2 separate regions of the Homo sapiens genome follow, and region 1 is linked to region 2. Evidence: chromatin contacts called from ENCODE Hi-C or POLR2A ChIA-PET data. All regions are on one chromosome and are shown on one strand. Each heading gives the region's core, a stretch centred on a gene start or an enhancer-like site at or near the end of the contact. The rest is flanking DNA. Distances are from core to core; before and after follow the strand shown. Region 1 has its middle 46 kb from the start of CDC42EP3. Region 2 has its middle 110 kb from the start of LINC03063.

What was found. Hi-C counts contacts between places; a loop is a spot of excess contacts on that map. ChIA-PET counts read pairs that join two places held with the same protein, here RNA polymerase II (POLR2A). Pooled maps may share reads with other maps.
Region 1: a pooled map shows a loop between it and region 2 (2.6-fold over the local background). The contact joins two enhancer-like sites. A Hi-C loop is called at or near these places in 1 of 168 maps with a recorded cell type or tissue (IMR-90) and 4 of 50 pooled maps. POLR2A ChIA-PET finds 5 or more read pairs at or near these places in 1 of 52 experiments (naive thymus-derived CD8-positive, alpha-beta T cell).

The regions. Positions count from the first base shown.
Region 1 is chr2:37,623,107-37,628,677 of GRCh38, reverse strand. No RefSeq gene overlaps it. Among named protein-coding and RNA genes, the nearest start is that of CDC42EP3, 46 kb to the left of the region's middle. RefSeq lists an enhancer at 3,223-3,492. Within about 2 kb of position 2,362, at least 15 of the 41 ENCODE cell types and tissues checked have a DNase peak (open chromatin) inside an H3K27ac peak, as active enhancers do.
Region 2 is chr2:37,453,699-37,459,823 of GRCh38, reverse strand. No RefSeq gene overlaps it. Among named protein-coding and RNA genes, the nearest start is that of LINC03063, 110 kb to the left of the region's middle. Within about 2 kb of position 3,128, at least 7 of the 41 ENCODE cell types and tissues checked have a DNase peak (open chromatin) inside an H3K27ac peak, as active enhancers do.

The DNA.
Region 1 (5,571 bases), core at 1,113-3,612, 170 kb before region 2:
TCTGCTGTGCCTGCCATTTTTTAGTCTAATTATTTTATAGCTATATTGTACATACTTGAAGGAAAATGAGTGAATAAATGTTTCATTACTCAAATTCTTCCTTATTACTGTTATTTTCAGAACTTCTTAGCATTATTTTCCACTGAAAACCGTCATTGTTTTTGAAATATGTGAGTCAAAGGAGCTAATGTCTTAGTGTAACTTTATGTTTTTAAAATAAAATGTTTCCATTCCTTCATATTCCTATTTCAGTAATATAAAATAATGGGATTTTATATGCTATAAATCAATTTTTTTCAAATCTAAACATTTATATAATGCATAATCAGCTTCATCATCACTTATTAGTGATTCCCAGAGTCATTTATAGATAATATTGTTTACTGGGAATCTACACAGCACCTTTCTTTTGTGAGCAGCATTTCTCGTCTTTGGAAGATGATTTTTCCTCCATTTTATTCCTGTGGTTTAAAACAGCTACTATCAGTGTCAGCTGGTCCTGGGGCTGAGCACTGGGCCCAAGCTGTGAGCAGTGAGGGTTGGTTGCTTCTGCTGGTCTTGTTTTCAGCTGTCAGGAGGATGTCTGTCAGACAAAATGAAATCAACAAGTACAGAAAAGCAGAGGCCAGGGATGGGGAGACAAAGGCTTAGGATCATTGACTCCTCATCCAGATTATTCCTAAGGTCCAGCCACAACCCTATGCTCCCATGGTTTGGTTATGAGAGACAACAATTCCTTTTCTGCCTAAGTCAAGTTTCCTTTTCTGACTATGGCATCACCCTTGAGTGATGTGAATCACCTCCAGTTGGGTTATCCCAAGGGAAACTTCCTCATCTGCTTCTCACCAGATGTGTGGGTTTGGCATCATAGAAAGTAACTTCTGGAGAACAAAGCTCACTGGAGGGCAGAACTCAGCTCAGTGTCTTCCACTTCTTTCATCCAGAAGACCAGATGGAACCAACTGGTTCAAGAAGAAGATGACTTTAAATGACCAGGCATGGTTTTTGCAATTATCTTTTATAACTAATATAATTGGGAACATTGTATTCAATTAGAAAAAAAAAAGGAAAACTGTAAGTTGTTATAACTGGGCTAAGAGATATCACGGATCATCTCGTAGCATGTGGTCTATACTCAGGGTTTTGTAGTAAAACATAATTTTAGGGAAACCTAGTAAAGAAGAAGTCACAGAACTCTGATTTTTTTTTTAATTGGTATTTCTCCCATGGTTTTCAGGGATTCAACACATGGTCATTTGGTAAGCAGATAAATATGACTACACATTTGGGACAATAGTCCTAGTTCTCCCTGTATCCCCTGAGCAGATTGCTGATTTTTAGAGATTAACTTACTAGGTTTTCTTAAAGGTGAGAAGAATCCAAATATATTTTATCTGCTGTTAGGCAGCAGTTGTGAGGGAATTATCAAGACCTCTTGGGGCCAGAGACGTGGGGGTTCAATCTCTGCCTAGACTATTTAAGTAGGCTACTCAAAATGTTCTGAGCCTCAGTTTCCTTTTCTGTACATTGAGATGGTGAGATTATCTGCTTCACAAGGATGAACGAGATAATATATGCAAAAGGAAGGATATAGAATATTCTTAACCACTTGGCTTTAAACAATCTTCTACAGTGGACAACTACCTTGATTTTCTAACCATCCAAGGGCAACAATCATTCACATATTAGTATGAGTTCACCAACTTGTATGCTCCTTCTGGGATTAGCCCTGAGGAAATAAATGGACACTCTGACGAGGTGGGTGTTGGGATTATTTTTGGAGGTGGGGTACAGAAAAAGGGAGGAAGAATTTGATGGCATTCCAAAGGAAGATAAAATTGGACATTTAGAGAGTAGGAAAGAGGCATCTATCAACAGCAAGAATGAGGGGGTTGTAGAGGAAAGAGCCCTGAATGAATATAGGAGAAAAAGTTGGAGTTCAAAGAACAGCTTCATAGTTTTCTAAGAATGAACTCTGGGGACTCTGCTCCTGGCACTCCAAAAAGCCATTACGCTGTCTCTGTTTCCCTCACGACCCAAAGGCAGGCAAGAATTCCTGTCATACCCTCCAATCATCAGTGTATCTATGGCAGGAGAAAGAAAACAGAGATTAGAGGGTCTTACCTGGCTGAGATCCATCTCACCACAGCCACACCTGACCCAGAGAATTAGTAGGCCATGCTCAGGGCCAGCTGCGGTCTGCCAAGCTGCAGAACAGATGCTGTGGGCACAGGGTTTCCTGCAAAGCACCATTGTACCTCTCTGCCAGGAAGTGCCTTTGAAAGGCAAAGAAACAGACCAGACACCTAAGTTCATAACTAACAAGCGTCTAATCCTCGCAGTGGCTTGCTTGTACAGCTGGAGCGGGTGCGTGTGACATCTCCCCCACCCACATGCTTGCCAACCGTAATACTCAAGGAGAACTGTTTCATGAAGGACGCAGAAGGGAGCCAAACACCGCCAGAGACTTTTTACAGAAACAATTTGAGCATGCCCTTCCTCTCGGGAGTGCTTGGTCCAAATACATTTATCTTGCTAATATTCCTCTGTCAGACTAAATTTCAGACAACAGAACTCTACTTTCCAGAATCTTCCACATTGTAACTGCCTATTAATTACCTCTGCTTTGTCAGCTGGCCTCACACACAGGGCCTAAATGTTTAGTCTGCAGTTTGTATAATCATTCTTCTGCTTCATAATTACTCTCCAGAATTACTTAGCTCTGAGGGCACCACCACAAAGTCTGTGCTTTTCATTTTCTCATAATGGCTCATTATCAGGTCTGCATCCGTAACGCCTTGCTCAGGGTTTGAAATGAATCTTTATATAGTACTGGTCCTTTGGGCAAGCTCCCAATTTTACAATTGCTTCTCAGGCCCTTCGGCCAGGAGCCAGGAGAGTGGGTTCTGGGGGTAATAAAGGATCAGAGATGCTCTGTTTCTACTGTATACATGGAAGGAGCTTCCACACATCCTGAGGCAAGAGGATGTCACCACTCCATTTTCCAAACAGACCCTGACCAAGCTGGAGTAATGATGAGCTTGGAGGAGTCTGCACCATGGCCCTGCACACTCACCTACCAGGCCTCATCTTGTGCTGGATTTCAGGAAGGATGGGCCTGCCCACTGGGAATGGACTCCTGGCTTCAAGGGAAAAGCAGAGAGGGAAGCCTAAGATGACTCAGTGGGAAAGGGAGATGCAGAGATTTTCACTGTGTCAGAGCAGGTCTTTCATGGTGCATGCAGAAGCTCCTGTCCCACCAATTAAGACCCTCTGGAGTCCAATGCACTAGCTATTTCCAGCACAGTCTCCAATTATTCACCATCCCAAAACCTCACATCAGCCAGCCTGGCTTACTCATCTCACTCTCATGGATCTTTCACCACCTCTGTGATTCCACTCATGCCTTCTGCCTGCCTAGAATGCTCCTTTCAATACTCAAATCTACCTCCTCCAGGGAGACTGTTTCCAGGAAGACTCAGAGAGGCAAATAATTTCTTGCCTCTCTGAAACAACTTCATACATTCCATGTATAAATTAACCACGCTCAGCTTTCTCCCTCCCTTCTACTGTTAAAGAGCCGTTCATATTTTTATGATTACTTGACTTTGCTTTGTTGATGTATTTTCCTCACAAATATAAGTTCCTTGAAGGCAAGGTTTGTCTTATTTTTCTCATCTCTCCCGGCATCAACAATACTCAAATAAAGTCTCTAATTTAGTTCATTTGCTGCATTGTACCCTCAATTTACATGTTCATTGCCCCTCTAGCAAAAACCAGAGTAAGAAACAGTGGATCTGTGATTCAGTCACTTTAGCAACATTTAGATGTTTAGTTCGTTTATTAATGTGTACTATAATTTTAAGAGTCACATTTGTTTTCTTACTCCTGTATTCTAACCACATGCCTACTACCAGAAGTATAAGAAAACCTTTTTTTTTTTTTCTGGCTAGATCAAGAGCCAACTTGCTCTTCACCCTGTGAAAAGGGGAATTAGTCATGGGTGCTGAAAAAAGGAGAACATATTCAAAGTAAATATCAGTGCATGAGATTGCTTTTCACTCAGAATCTGAACACCCACAGTAGCCTGAATTTGTAAATATTTGCTGTCACTTATGTTAAAAAATATTGACTTCCTAAGCTATATTGCTACCAAAATATTTCTTTCTCGCATGCCTACCCAGACTTTTGGCCTATAGCTGGCAACATACCCTCTGCCTTAGGTTAACCTCATAGCAAGGGTAAAGCTTTAAGTGTACTTATGTGGTGAGAGAGAGAGCGAGAAACTTGAAAAAATAAAAATGGCAACATACCTAATGATAAAAGCACTATTTCCAAGTGTCTGAAGCCTATTATATGAGTTAAAAGTGAAACATCAGCCTAACTAATGCAAAAGCTTTATAGGGTCTGAGCAAGGATGACTAATCTCCAAAGCTGACAGTTTCACAGCTTACACAGGCTTCGTTCTGCTCAAGTGTGGGGAACACCCACCATCCCCACCATAGTCCAGGACATTATGGCATTGTACACTCATTCTCAGAACTTCACAGGGAAGATTATGGCAAAACTGGAATTCTCACTGAGGACACATCACTCTGAGCCCAATTGCCCACTGTCCCGCCTTCCATCCCCCGACCCCTGTCTTCTGGCTCCTTGAGCCTGCACGATCAATGTTTATTTTCACGTTGAATCAACCTGGGTTCAGAACTTTGAGCTCCACAAAGAAATCCACTAACAAAACCATAAGAAACAGTATCTTCACAGCAGATGCTACGGAAGAGTGGGGAAGAGTGAGGTAGTTTACACTGCCTATCTTATGACCACTATTTATCCCATCAAGTGCTTCTGGTCTCCCTGAAGGCACCTCCTAGGCCACTTGACCACTGTGAGTTATTCTCAGAGCCTAGCCTCTATGTATTACCCACTTCCAAAGCTGCTTCCACATTTTCAGGTATTTCTTACTAGCAATAGCCCATCTCCTCAGTATCAATTATCTGTCTTAGTTCATGTTCTGTTGCTATAACAAAATACCACAGACTGAGTAATTTATAAAGAAAAGACATTGATTTCTCACCATTACATGGTGAGAGGGCAAGAGCATGCCAGCTCAGATCTCTCTTCCTCTTCCTATTAAGCTACCAGTCCCATCATGGGGACTCCAACCCTGATGACCTTATCTAATCCTAATTACTTCCAAAAGGCCCCATCTCCAATCAACATACAAATTTGGAGATTAAGTTTCCAACACATGAAATCTGGGGACATATCAAAACCATAGCATCTCCCCAGCTCCCCCTTACTGTGACCTAACCAAAACTTTTTATTTTCTGAAAAGCTAATTCTTCTTCCTTGTTCCAGTTGAATAAAAGAGCCAAGACTTTCTAAGTAACAGGAGAAGCCCTTCTTGTTGGATTGGAGGCAGAGGCTCCTGAGATGACTAAAAGGATTCAGTCTTGCTCCCTGCCTCTCTACCTGGTCCTTCTATTTCTACCTCCCAGCCCAGCTTGAATCTTTGCAATAGCAGTTGGATATGGCCATGTAATTTGGAGGGCTCAGTGTAAAGGGGAAATG
Region 2 (6,125 bases), core at 1,879-4,378:
AATCTGAAAAGAACCAGATACTTCAAATGTCAATGTAATGATCACTATGTATTTTTTATCAACAAAGTCTACATTTTCTAGGCACTATCCTTTTGGGAGATGCAGTAAGCTCCTGACATTTTGAGGGGACAGGTCCAGAGACCTTCTCCAACCCCCAAATCTCAGACACAGGAATGTTTATACAGGCCTCTGGCTCTGAGACAAGAGGCCTGAATTTCCTTTGTATGTCATCACTCTAACCACATGCTGACCCAGATAAATGCATATAAATGGAGAAAACATGAGCAACTATAGACTCATACACATTTATTAAATTACTGAAGATAAGTATGAAGGGAGACCTTGAGAGGAATCTGAGATTTCTGCTCTTAACAGGAATTAAGCTCATGCATATTAAAGATCAGTTGTTGAAATCATTAGGCTAATTACAGAACCATTACTAAGAATTTTTATCATTACAAAGTGCATATTCTGTTTTTGCTCAGTGTAGTCACTGGAGATGAATTCTAGACTTACTACAAATCTGGAAGCCCTTATGTGTCATTAGAACATAAATGTCATAACACCATACATATCACCCAATGGATACACTTGCAAAGACTGAAAGTCGAATTGCAGTTGAAAGTATTTCAGAAAGTATTCAGAAGGTGATAAGGAAAAATTGTACTCAACCAAAATGTCCAACAAAGGCAAAGCAATAAGAAAAGACTTGTTCTTCTATTTCCTGAACTATAATGCAAATACTGAAATTATTAGCATGTAATCATTGCATTGTAGATGCCACTGACCCAAGGGCCCTGGGTTTGTTAGGGGCCATTACCCCATTCACTTGGCTCGAACCCTCATCCAGGAAATCATCCTGCTGGATAACTAGGCACACCCTGCTTGCAGGCACTGATTCTATGTGTTCATCTATTCAGCAAGTGTCCAGCATGTTGGTACTGGAATGCTAATCTCATGACCGAGCTTAGTCAAGAAATAGCCTTCTTAATATGATAGCCACCATCTACAATGATTTACTGACAATTTTTGGCTTAAAATCCCACCTCTACCACTGGTTGTGTAACTTTGGGAAAGACAATTAACCTGACTACTGTTTAGTTTCCTTATTTGCAAATAGAGATAACACCTCTCTTAAAAGTTATTATGAGGATAAAATAGCACTTTGGGAGGCTGAGGCAGGAAGATCACTTGAGCCCAGGAATTTGAGACCAGCCTGGGCAACATAGTGAGACCTCATCTCTACAAAAATAAAAATAAATCAGCTGGGCGTGGTGGCGCTTGCCTGTGGTTCCAGCTACTCAGGAGGCTGAGGTGGGAGGATTGCTTGAGACCAGGAGGTCAGGACTGCAGTGAGCTGTGAACATGTCACTGCACTCCAGCCTGGGCAACAGAGCAAGACTCTGTCTTTAAAAAATAATAATAAGATATGTAAAGTGTATGGCACAGAGGTAAGTCTCTATTGACAGGTATTATTGTTTGTCTTGTCACTTGAACGTAAAGCCGTTGTGTCTGCCTGTCATTCAACTATTCACAAGCATACAAGATTAAAGGCAATTTGCAAGCATAAGAAACACACTGTTTCTCTTCCTTAGATATTTATAATTCATGGTGGAGATTATAAGATCTCCTTTTCCAATGCAAAATTTCAACTAAGACCTTCTATGTGCTTCACATCTCCTTAAACCAGGGTCCTGAGATGTGCCACGTGTCATGTCATTACACATGGAGAAAGGAATATTTTTCAAAAACCAATTACATACTAGCCACTGTTTAAGGCATATATATACTCTTTCACATTGCTATACCCATTTTGAAAATGAAGAAACAGAGGCTTAAAATGCTTAAGTAACTTGCCCTGGATCCCAACAAAGTAAATGACAGAACAGGATTCGTATTTGGGCCAGTTCAACTCCAAAGACCATGCGTTTTTTGTTATGTTCAGCTGCCAAGTGTAGTTTCTTACCACAATGTCATGAACTATTGTTACAAGAAAATGAGACCGCTGTTTACTATCTGTTGTGGCCAGGTTTTAAATCGAGCCTGAGGATATAAAACTTATGACCTCTAAGTCTCAAATAAAAACCCACTTGAATTAAAACAAAACAAGGGAAAATGCCTTAGTAATAATATTTGAAAAATCTTCAGAATGTGAGATATCAATTGGCTTTGTTTAGTGGAATGTCCCTGCACAGAGATGGATGGACTTCGTGGGTGTCAGAGCCGTCAGTGGAATTCGTGGGTCTAGCGCGATATGTTCTCTCTTCCTGGTCATCAAGCCATAGTTCAAATTTGCCATGATTATCCCTTGCTATGGCTTGTAAACTTACATCCCAGCAAGATTACAAATTCTGACTAGGCTTAATTTTAAATGGAAGAAGAAATTAGTTTCATTCTTTCAGTATATGAGTCATGTAGGCGAAGAAAACTGTCCCTGGCAGTGTCTTTTCCAGTTCCACAATGCTCTGACAATGCACACTTCTCCAAAGAATCGCTACCCAAGGCTGAGCCCCAGAGGGTGCCACGTGTCAAGGGCTACGTCTTAACCCATCCCCTGGTGCAGCACTTGGCATGGAGGAGCTGTTCAATAAATATTGTTCAATGAACAAATGAATGAAATCCTGTCTGCCTTAAAAAGCAAGAAAACAATATCATTCCTTCCTGATTTCCTTATAGCAAGTCTGGCCTTTGTTTCTACCTAAACCTTCTGCCTACTAACAGACCCCTCCCAGCTCACAGGCCAAATGCAGTCTCAGGCTTTCATCTCTAAGGTCATGATACCTTCTATCCCACAGGTCTTGAGAGAATCAAATTGGATGAGGCTGTAGAAGCCTGGGAATCACAGCATATGCCCCACCCCCTTGAAAACGGGGCAGACGGAATGTGTCCAATTTTCATCCTTGGCAACATGTTGAGATCGCTTGAGGAGCTTTCAAAAACTAGAGACCCTAAGTCCCACTCCAGTTAAATCAGAATCTCTGGGGATAAGGTGAGCATTAATAGTATTTAAATGTCCCCCTAGTAATTTGAATGTGCAGCAAAGATTGAAGATCACAAGGCTGGAGGAAGCCAGGAAGTGGGCACATCAGCCCCACACAGGCAGGAAGAAGCATTTGCTGTGCTCCTTGATTGGGAGGGTAAGAAGACAGGAAGCCCAACATGTAACGGCAGCTGCTGCTGTTGGGCAAAATGCCCTTCCCAGCCCTGTAAGTCCTGGCTGCTGCCTTGGCTACCTCTACCACCTCCTTCCTACTTCTCTAAATGGTCCTGGAGCAGGCTGCAGTCTCATCCTGGATAGGGCAATGGGGACCTGCCCCAGGCACCCAATTCTTTTTAAACAGAACTAGCTTCCAGGTCATGATCTCCTTACAACTGAAGATTCCAAGTGACAAGACCTAAATGGGTACAGATGGACTGTGCATAAGCCCAAGGAGAGCACTGTAGAAAGGACTGCATGTCAGCAAGTCCTAAAGATAAGCTGGGAAAGGAAGAGTAGCCAGAGACCCAAAATGTCAGACCTGTTTATGTCTTCAATGTTAAGAGGGAGTCACAGATTCATCACATTGGGAGAAAATGCCTCATAGATCTAATATGGTGAAGGAAATACACAAGCACACACACACACACACACACACACACACACACACACAGACACACCCGATTTATTGGCTGAAGCCCCAAGTACATAGCCCAACTCTTATGCGTTGAGTGTCTGTGTTCGCCAAAAATTCCTATTTTGAAGCCCTAACCTCTCAGCACGGCTCTATTTGGACATGGGGCCTCCCTGGAAGTAAAGTTAAATAAGATCAAAAAGATGGGGCTCTGGTCACATAGGATTAATGTCCCTATAAGAAGAGATACTAGAGAGCTTGCTCACTGTCTCTCCTTCTCCACCATGTGAGGACACAAACAGAAGGTAGCCATCTGCAAGCCAGGAAGAGAACCCTTACCTGGAACCAGCTCCATATGACCTTGATCTGGGACTTTTGGCCTCCAGAACTGTAAAAAAATACATTTTTATTGTTTAAGTAACCCAGTCTGTCTTATTTTATCACAACAGTTCAAGCAGACTATGACACCAACCTTAGACAAATCACAACATCTTTGAGCCTGAGTTTCTTCATCAATAAGAGAAAGATAAATCCTACCTGTTCATAAACATCAAATGAGATCACGTATGTTTAAGGGTTTTGCAAACAATAGAGTATTAAGTAGGCATTAAATCATTCATTAATCTCTACCTCTGTGCTCTCATACTTTAATCCCTCTGCTAGCTGAGCATTTACCACATTGTATTAGATTGAATTGTTTATATGTCTCTTCTGTCAGGTTTTAAATCCTTATGGCCAGGCGCCAAGTCTCTTTCATCTTTGTAGCCCCATGTCAAAACACACAGTCACTGCTCAAGAAAGGCTTATTGAACAATCCCAAGGTAGCACTGGATATGCTTTCTCTGTGTCCCATAACATCCTCCCATATACTTTGATCACTTAGCATCAGGTATTAGAGTTATTAGCTTTTGTGTTTTTCCTACTGTCCTGTAAGCTCCCAAATGGTAGAGACTGCTTGTTATCATTACTATATCCCTAGCAACTAGTACAGAGCTTGGTACCTGGTAGGAACTTAATGAATGTTGATGAAAAGAAGGGAAATGATTCCTTTCCTGAGGAATTTGCATTGTTGAATTTCATTGTTCAAAGCTGTCCTGTATTTGATTCATCATTTCCAACGGAACAAACTGAAGCTCTCCATTTTACCAAGTCTTTTTTCAAATGGCTCCTAAAAGGTCCTAGCTCTTTTATCCTATTATAGCTGGCAAAGTATCTGAATGCATCATTTTATTGTGCAAGTCAATATCATCCCCCAGAGAACCAAGACTGGTCATTTACGCCAACAGTAGTTGCTATGCAACCACTCTCCAAGCCTTGGTTGAAAGATCCAGAGCCGAGGCAGTGATTTTTCCCACCTGGAAAGGACTAGAATTTCTAAGGGAAAAAACACACCATTATGCAGAGTCACTTAATCTTTTTACAAAAGAAAATTTGACCACATCAAAAAAGCATATTTTCTAGATTTCCTAGACTATGCATATATAGCCTTTATATAAATAGACATGTATATTTAGCCACTGGAACCCAAACGCACATATACTACATATACACTAATATAATTTATAAATATTTGTATATTTATAAATATGTAGATATGTTTATTAAAGAGTAAACACTCTTTTTATTCCAAAGATGTTCCACGAGAATTAACCATTTTATTTCTTTTAACAGAAGTAAACTTGTAAAATGAATTTCTATTTTCTCATGGCAAAAACTTTTTTTTCGGAAAATAAGGGGAAATTTAAAGAAGAAAATAGAGAAGCCTGTGTCAAATAGCTTAGATCAAACCACTGTTAGCATTTGCTATGTAGCCTTCCAGATGTTTATATATAAGAATATTTACATATTTAAAGTACAAAAATGGGAACATATTATATCCAAAGTTTGGATACCTCCTTTCTTTAAAACTTAGCATGCCATGAATGAGAACACATGGCCACAGGAAGGGGAACATCACACTCTGGGGACTGTTGTGGGGTGCGGGGAAGGGGGAGGGATAGCACTGGGAGATATACCTAATGCTAAATGACGAATTAATGGGTGCAGCACACCAGCATGGCACATGTATACATATGTAACTAACCAACACATTGTGCACATGTACCCTAAAACTTAAAGTATAATAATAAAAAAAAACCTTAGCATGCCATGGATGTCTTTCCAAGTCAACATATAGTCATATCATCTTAAAGGCTGCATTGCATGCCATTGCTTAAATATATCATAATGTATTTAATTATTTTCCTGTTGTGTCCATTTTTTCACCATTATAAATAATAAGCATCTTCATGTACACTTCTTTGAAAACTCATCTGATAGTTTCAGTAAGATTAATTCATGCATCACGTCAAAGATTATGCACTTATTTGAAGCCTTTTAGAACACTGACAAGTAAATAATCTAATATTAAGCATTTGTTCCAAAAAGCTAGATTTTCGGTCAATACAGATTTAGTCAAATTTTGACATAATTTAAAATTTTTTAAAAAAAGAATTTAGGCCGGGTGCGGTGGCT